Regions from separate parts of the Homo sapiens genome. Here regions 2 and 3 are each linked to region 1. The links are chromatin contacts, found by Hi-C or POLR2A ChIA-PET in ENCODE. All regions are on one chromosome and are shown on one strand. Each heading gives the region's core, a stretch centred on a gene start or an enhancer-like site at or near the end of the contact. The rest is flanking DNA. Distances are from core to core; before and after follow the strand shown.

Region 1 (2,636 bases), core at 45-2,544:
GCTGGGAGCCCCGGCCCCGGCAACCCCCTCTCCGGCATCCTGCAGGAGGCACCCAAGATGATGAGCCCCCCTCCTCCGGCAGCGTCTCCACCGCCAGCCTGCCCCAGGACTCCGAGACACACGCTTGGCAGAGGGGCCGTCCCTTCCAGCTAAGCCTTTCCGGACCCAGTCAAAGTCACGACTCCTGCCAATCCCTCTGAGATAAACATAACAGATGGGCCCAAACGCGGTGGGTCCACAGCAGAGGGTCAGCGATGCCCAGGGTAGAATAGGCTCTGCCTCTAGCATTCAAGTGGTTTAGGTCTGTGGCTGGTAAAATGGAGATGATTCCGGTTTGGTCTGACAGATGGGATTATTCTAAGGTCCGGAAATCACTTTATAGACTGTCAAGCACTGTTAGAAATGAACACTGGGGTAAGCTTTTGTTTGGGGAGGGGAGGGTGCAGCGATCCTGAGATACCAAGGCTTGGGGGACTATTGGAGGACCTGGGGGATTCGGGGGGATTATTACAGAGGGTGTGCGAACACAGGTGCACGTGGAAGAAAGCCCAAGGTGGGAGAGAGAAAAGGGGGAGACAGAGGTGTGGGGCTGCCAGGGCAGAGGGCAGGTGCCAGGGGGAAGGTCCCTGAGAAGAGAGACACAGGTTGCTGGGGGAGTGGGCACGAGAGTAGCGAGCAGATACCTGGATATGAGGAAAGGCAGTGGGGGACGGGACTAGGTCCAGGTGTGAGTTGCGAGGCCATGAGTTAGGAGTCACAGGCTCAGGTGTGGGTGTGGGGGTGTCATCGACAAGGACAGACTCAGGTGATGTGGGGGGTGTTCGTGAGTGGGGGCGGGTGTTCGTGAGTGGGGGCGCGGTGTCAGGTGTGTGAGGGGGATGTCAGACCCAGCTGTGCGGGGCGCCGGGGACAAGGCCCCAGGGGTGTGGGAGATGTCAGCAAGGACAGTCTAAAGTGTATGGGGGATGTCAACGAAAAGGGACGTGGTGTCAGGCGTGCGTGGACTGCGGGTGACGGGCTCAAACCTGGATGCAGTAGCCCCCAGGGGGCAGTAGACGTGGAGTGTGGGGTTGGGGGGGGTCTTTAACCTCTTCCTGCCCTCGCGACGCTACTGTCATGCCCCGCCTCATCCGCCCCTCGCCCCGGGATCCATGACAGGACCCGTGCCTCACCTCAGTTCAGCCCGACAGGCGCGGGCCGCTGACGCTTGGGCCCCCCCGGCGCCCCCCGCGCCCCCTCACCGGCCCGGACGCGTCGCCGCCGCCGCTACCTCCAGCCGCCACGGCCCCGCCTCGCGCACCCCCAGAGCGCGCCACGGGAGGGGTCCACGCCACGCCCCGATTGGCTGCTCCCTGGCCAGTCAGCGCTGGAAGCGACAGTGATTGGCGAGTATGAAGCAGATGGGCAGCCCCTAAAGCCAATCGCTGATTGGCAGAGGTGGGGCTATTGGGAGAGGCCTGGGGTGCCTGAGTGGTCCCTCAGGGTGCTAGGCGCTGGGAGGCGAGGGCCTGGAGGCAGGCGAGGATTGGAATCTTGGCAGAAAACAGGCAGAACTGTCGGCCAATCGCTGGGGGCCAGGGGCGGGGCTACGAAGAAACTGGCGCTACCGGTGGGGCAGAGGCGAGAGGAACGGAGGGCGTAGCTTGGGGGGAGACCGGGATTGGCCGCAAAGCCGAAGACTGGCAGGCCCCGCGGCCAGTCGCAGCGGCCGTGGGCGGTACGCCCCCAGGGGAGGGCTGGAGCGTTCAAGGTGCAGTCCGACCCGGAGCGCGGCAACCCGACGTGGCCTCGGACGCCTGGCGCAGGGTCCCCTGAGGCTCTCGTGTAGAGCCCGCCCTCTGGCCACCTAGCACAGAAGCGGATGTGAACTTGGACCATCAAGGCTGAAGGACTCCTGGATAATTCTCTATCCCCTTACTCCCCACTAATCCCCTGCAGACGACACGGAGAGGGCAGATTCGCTGGAGGTCACTCTGAACTGCCCTCTCCATCTCGAGGTGGTGTGAAGACATGGAAATAAGGGGCGGAATCCTACTGAAACGCGCTGCGTGGTTTTCTGAGTGTCTGACCTCTCTGCGTCCCAGCTTTCCCCGCCACGGTATCCAGTGACATCCCTGTTGGGCCTTCTCCCTGCCAAGTCTTTTTTTGAATTAACTGAATCTTAACCACAATCCCATGAGGTCAGAGAGACCACTGGCTCCTTTTACAGAAACCAGAGCACAGAGAGGTCAAGCTCCTTGCCCAAGGTTACACAGCATTCTCTGGTTGCTAAACCAGAGAATGAATCTAGAGCAGCCTGCTTTTTGGAAAGAGTGTGTCAGAGAAGAGCCACTGGGGGCCTCAGAGACCTGGGTTTGAATCCTTGTCCAATCACTGGCCCACCACACAACCTTGGGCAAAAGCCCTTGTGAGCCTCAGCTGTTTCATTTGGAAAAGAGGGGGGAAAATGATTCCTATGCCTTGATCTTTCCTCTCTGGGGTTGCTTCCCTGGGAAAATTTACAACTCAGCTCTCATTTTAATTATCTGGTGAAAGCATTTGACCCTGAGCAGGTCATGTGCGGCCTGTGAGCCTCAGCTCCTCTGTGAAGTGCAGAAAAATGCCGGCAGTTTAGGGAGACACCTGCCATCCCAGGC
Region 2 (2,636 bases), core at 95-2,594, 890 kb after region 1:
GAGCTCCCGGATCAGGAAGGCTCGGCAGCCACCGCACAGTGCTTCATAGTAGAGGGTCACATTGACAAGCGGTGCATTGGACTTCTTCAGGGGCCCCCGCAGGTATAGATTGCCTGTCTGTGGATTAGGAAGGCGTGGGAGGCAGGTGTAGCCCTGGGCAGTTCCCCACTTCTCTCAACCCCACTTGGTAGTCTTGTAGAAAGGGGGCTGTGATACGCAATTCATCTTGCACGCCTTCCAGAACTTGCCAGGTGGAATCTTGACTTTGAGACTTTTTTTTTTTTTTTTGAGATGGAGTCTCACTGTCGCTAGGCTGGTGTGCTGCGGCACGATCTCGGCTCACTGCAACACCCGACTCCCTGGTTCAAGCAATTGTCCTGCCTCAGCCTCCTGAGTAGCTGGGATTATAGGCACATGCCACCACACCCAGCTAATTTTTGTATTTTTAGTAGAGACAGGGTTTCTCCATGTAGGCCAGAATGGTCTCGAACTCCTGACCTCGTGATCTGCCTGCCTCAGACTTCCAAAGTGTTGGGATTACAGGCATGAGCCACCGCCTCCGGCCTTGGCCCATGCTCATTTCTTGTCACTTCACCTGGAGACCTTGCCTCTGAGCTGAGCAAGGGATCCACGTGAACCCTTTCCAAGTCCGACTGAATAGAGGCGGCACCTAATAGGTGCTGACTTCCGGCTTCAGCTGAGGGGTGGCGGGTGGCCCATGTCGCTGGAGCGGTGAGCAAGTCGCTCAGCCTCTAGGGCATCTGCCTAATAGGTCCCAAAGACACGCGAGCCCTGCCCTGGCTGGAATGAATGCATCAAGGGTAGCAGCAAGAATGCATGCCGGCGGCCCTTGGCCAGCTGCTGAACTTGTGCCCTGGGCCACAAAAGGAGACCCCAGCTCCTGCCCCAAAAGTACACAGTAGGCGCTCATTGAACCCTTGGGCGGGACTAGGCGGGTGGAGGCAGCTGCGCCTCTCAGATGCGGGATGCGAAAGCGAAACGGCACGGAGGGAGTGTGGCCGCAGCGCCGGGAACTGAACAGGGTTTTTCCAGGAACCCGGCAGGGACAGCGTCCCCTCGGGGCCCTGGTCTTCCCCTGTGAAGTCTGGGGAGAAAGAAGGAGCCGCGTGCCCCGACAGGGCGCCTGTTCCCTCCAGCCTGCCCGCCCTGTCGCCGTCCCTACCTTGTAGTTAACTGGTGGCCCATTCCCAAAGAAGTCTAACGCTTGCAGAGGGGACGCCTGCACCGCCGCCGTGGGGACGTCCAGCAGCAGCAGCAGCGGTGGCAGGAACAGCAGAAGTGGCGACAGGGTCATCGCAGCAGGGGCAAAGGTGTGGCGACTGCAGCGGCTGCCTGGGAAATAAGCGCCTTTAACCAGGCGGCGGTCCCGCCCCTAACCCGGGCCCGCCTCCCGATGCCCACGCCCCTCGGGTCCCGGGCCAGCGTCTCTCCCTCCTCCACTCCTTCCTCTGAGTGTCCCACCCCCACCCCTGCCAGGTGCTGGGTCCCCAGTCACGAGGCCATTGGGCCCCTTGGCAATCAGCCCTGCCCAGGCACGTGAGCCCTGGCGCAAGACTACCTTTAGGGGAGGTGAGGTGGGGCCTTTGAGACAGACACAGGCTGAGAGGAATGGTGGTGTCTCCACGCACCCCTAGACCTTCTAGGGGCGGCTAGGGGACTTGAGGCCCGAGACCCACTCTCAGAGTGGGCCTGTGACCTAACAGGGGTGACGTCGGATGGAGGCTGGGGATGGGATGGAGGCCGGGGTTTTGGGGGAGTAACTGAAATATTCAGGCCCCCGAGAGTGGGCAAGGCCTGTGTGGCCAGGTCTCCTCCCTCCAGTCTCGCCCGTGACCTCCCTCACACCCAACCCCCACATCCTGCCCCTCAACCCTTCCCCCCTCAAACTCCTGACCCCGACGCTCCAGACCCCTCACCGTGGTCCCGTGGGACTGACTCAGGCTTGACCACAGCCACGCCGGAAAGCAGAAGCTGGCGCAGGGAGTGGCGTGTCATTTCTCTAGGGTACCCACCCAGCCCCACTTCTGGCTTGGGGTGAAGAGAACTGGCCTTCCTTCTTTTCATCGTTCAAGGCTTGTGGGGGGTGGGGGGCAACCTGGCCTTCAAGGGACGCCCATGGGGGAGAGAGGCAGCCTGTGCTGTCTGGGATAGGGGTGGGGTGGCTTGGAGTCCACCTGGCTTTGGATTTGAGTGACAGAGCCTCAGCTTTCCCTTCTGTGTAATGGGGAGAAGGATAAGGTTTGGGGAACAAGAGTCACCATGGAGGGCTCAGAGGCAGGTGGGGGAGAGTTGTCCCAGGCTGGGGCTTCTGGATGGCATGGTCAGGCCTTGGTGCCTACACAGGACAGTGGCCCCAACAGTGAAGGCAGAGAGAATAGCCTGGAAAAAAGGCCCAGATGGAGGCTGGAGTGTTGGGGGAATAACTGAGACATTCCAACCCTGCCAGGCCTTACATTCAGGGCAAGACACATCGGATCCTAGGGAAGAAAATGTCCCACACCCAGCTGGAAGATATACCTGAGTCCCCAGCTGTGCCCCCCTCTAGTTGTGGGGAAGACCCTGGCCACACACACAGTAGCTGGTTTGGGAGCCGGAGCTTCTCTGAAGTCCCAGTG
Region 3 (2,636 bases), core at 85-2,584, 550 kb before region 1:
AAGGGCTCCCAGCCAGCAGGCTGAGGACCTTTTACTGAGCCCACATCTGGAGACTGTCCTCATAGCAAATAGGCTCCAGGAGGTTCTGTGACTTTGGAGAAGAGATTCATGTCCAGGCCATTACTTTTTTTTTTTTTTTTTTTTTTTGAGACCTGGTCTCCGTCAACCAGGCTGCAGTGCAGTGGTGCAATCATGGCTCACTGCAGCCTCAAATTCCCAGGCCCAAGTGATCCTCCCACTTCAGCCTCTCAAGTCCCAAATAGCTGGGACCACAGGCGTGCACCACCACGGGGTCTCACTATGTTGCCCAAGCTGGTCTCAAACTCCCGTGCTCAAGTGATCCTCCCGCCTCTGCCGCCCAAAGTGCTAGGATTACAGGCATGAGCCACCGCCCAGTTCCTTTTCTTGTGCACTAGGAGCCTTCGATGCTGTGTCCTAAGGACTAGAAACAAAGATGTGAGGATTCGCTCTGATTTGGGGTACACTGCAGGGGAGTCTCTCAGTAAACATCCTTCCTTCATTCGGTAACCACGTGGTAGCATTTTCTATGCCCAGAACTGTAATCTGCGAAGATGAATAAACAAGCGAGGTCACTCTTCAGCTGGACCTTGAAAGGTGACTGGAATTGATTTCTGCAGTGGAGAAAAGCGCTGCGTTCTGACCTCCTCGTTGCCATCAACCACGCACGCCTGCGCCCCGCCTTAGCCAGGTGAACGGGGCGTGGAAAGCTCTAGAGGAAGAGCCAGGGGCCCCAGTGGCCCACCTGATGGGGCTGAGGATGCAGGGAGCATTAGGGGGACTGAGCAGGGGTCTGGGGCTTGGGGCTTCTGGAAATGAATGGGGGCTGTCGATCAAGCTATAAGAGGTGTGGGGTTCTGAGGAGGAGGGGGTGGCTTGGAGGAAGAGTTGGGGTGCTCTGGGGAGTGAGGGTCTCTGAGGACCGAGGGCTTTGAGGAGAAGGGGGCCCTGAGGAGGAGCAGGAACTCTGAGGAGATGCGAGTGGGGCTGAAGGAGGCGTGCACCGCGCGAGATGTGAGGGATGGGGGCCTCTGGCTGGAGCGGAGCCAGCGCTGCCCTCTCTCAAGGGGAAGGAGGGCGCTTATGAGAAGTGCCGTTGCCTCGGCAACCCCAAACCCAGTCCAAGCCCGGAGAGGGGGAAGTTCGGGGCGAGTCCCGGGGGCGGTGCGTGGCGCCGGTTGGCTGACGGAGATGAAGGGGCGTGTCTGTAGGCGGTGCAATACACGGGTTGGCTGGCGATAGCGGCGGTGGGCGTGGCTTAGGCGCGAGCGAGAGCGGGCGCGGCGCTCAGGCAGCGGCGGTTGGCTGCGGCGCCAGTGGTAGTGCTCCAGGCTCGACGGCACCCTCACAGCGCCCGCCCGGCCCTGCCGCTCATGGCCGCCCCGCCGCGCCCCGCGCCATCGCCCCCCGCCCCGCGGCGCCTCGACACGAGCGACGTCCTGCAGCAGATCATGGCCATCACCGACCAGAGCCTGGACGAGGCACAGGCCAGGTGCTGCCCGCGGGCTCGGCAGGGGCCACGCAGGGTCGTGGCAGTGAGGTTGGCGGGCTGAGGGGACGGGGCGTGGAGGCCAGACTGACGAGGGGCGCTTGAGGAGGGCTGGAGGGGGGTCCCGAGGACGAAGGGATGTATGGGGTTCAAACGGAACGGGCTGGATAGGCCTTATGGGGCCGAGCAGTGGCGTGAAGGATTTTCAGCAGCTCATCTTGGGGCGAGAAGGTTGGGTTTAGGGGTTTAGGGAGTAGGGCTGAGAAATGGGCACGTACGGGACTTTTGACGAGTGAATGACTAAATGGGTACGTTAATGGGACTCCTGCGGCTGGAAGTTTTTTTGTTGTTGTTTGACACGGTCTTGCTCTGTCGCCCAGGCTGGAGTGCAGTGGCGTGATCATGGCTCACTGCAGCATCCACCTCCCCGGCTCAGTTGATTCTCCTGCCTCAGCCTCCCGAGTAGCTGGGACCACAGGCGCACGTGCAACCACGCCCGGCTGATTTTTTTGTATATTTTGTAGAGACAGGGGTCTCGCTATAGTTGCTTAAACTCCTGGGTTCAAGCACTCATTCCGTCTCGGCCTCCCTAAGTGCTGGGATTACAGGCGCGAGCCACCGAGCCCGGCCTGTGGGTGGGAAGTTTCCAGGGCAGATGATGGAGAGTGAGTGGCTGGGAATGGGACTCAGGAATGTCTGCAGGAGACTGAAGAACTGAACTGGGGTAACTTGGTGTGGGAACCATCGAGAACTTTTGGGAAAAGGGTTAGTAGAGGAGTGGGTGGAGATGGAAGACCTATTTTCTTTTTAATGAATTCAGCAAATTTTTATTGAATCCTTACAATAACTGGATAGGGAACCGGGTGCTGACATAGTCCCTGCTCTCGAGTACATGATTTAGGGGAGGGAATGTAAATAGCAAAAAATAAGGACTGGGTGGAGTGGCTCACATCTCTAATCACAGCACTTTAGGAGGCTGAGGCAGGAGGATTGCTTGAGCTCAGGAGTTCGAGACCAACCTGGACAATGTAGTAAGACCTCGTCTCTACTAAAAATAAAATTAAAAAATTAGTTAGGTGTGATGATGCAAGCCTGTAGTCCCAGCTACTTAGGAGGCTGAGGCTGCAGT

Evidence for each region. Hi-C counts contacts between places; a loop is a spot of excess contacts on that map. ChIA-PET counts read pairs that join two places held with the same protein, here RNA polymerase II (POLR2A). Pooled maps may share reads with other maps.
Region 2: a pooled map shows a loop between it and region 1 (6-fold over the local background). The contact joins the promoter of IFI30 here to the promoter of SLC25A42 in region 1. A Hi-C loop is called at or near these places in 1 of 50 pooled maps. POLR2A ChIA-PET finds 5 or more read pairs at or near these places in 2 of 52 experiments (B cell and PC-3).
Region 3: a pooled map shows a loop between it and region 1 (8-fold over the local background). The contact joins the promoter of PBX4 here to the promoter of SLC25A42 in region 1. A Hi-C loop is called at or near these places in 6 of 50 pooled maps.

Annotation. Positions count from the first base shown.
Region 1 is chr19:19,062,652-19,065,287 of GRCh38, reverse strand. It overlaps SLC25A42 (solute carrier family 25 member 42), which reads right to left and starts at 1,294. Exons shown (of 8, transcript NM_178526.5): 1 at 1,173-1,294. LOC124904655 (a long non-coding RNA gene) reads left to right here and starts at 1,763. Exons shown (of 3, transcript XR_007067160.1): 1 at 1,763-2,098. RefSeq lists silencers at 1,123-1,392, 1,653-1,822.
Region 2 is chr19:18,172,521-18,175,156 of GRCh38, reverse strand. It overlaps IFI30 (IFI30 lysosomal thiol reductase), which reads right to left and starts at 1,344. Exons shown (of 7, transcript NM_006332.5): 1 at 1,184-1,344; 2 at 1-117. The coding sequence starts at 1,315. RefSeq lists enhancers at 117-782, 910-979 and a silencer at 1,290-1,599.
Region 3 is chr19:19,617,385-19,620,020 of GRCh38, reverse strand. It overlaps PBX4 (PBX homeobox 4), which reads left to right and starts at 1,334. Exons shown (of 8, transcript NM_025245.3): 1 at 1,334-1,510. The coding sequence starts at 1,392. RefSeq lists a silencer at 1,343-1,552.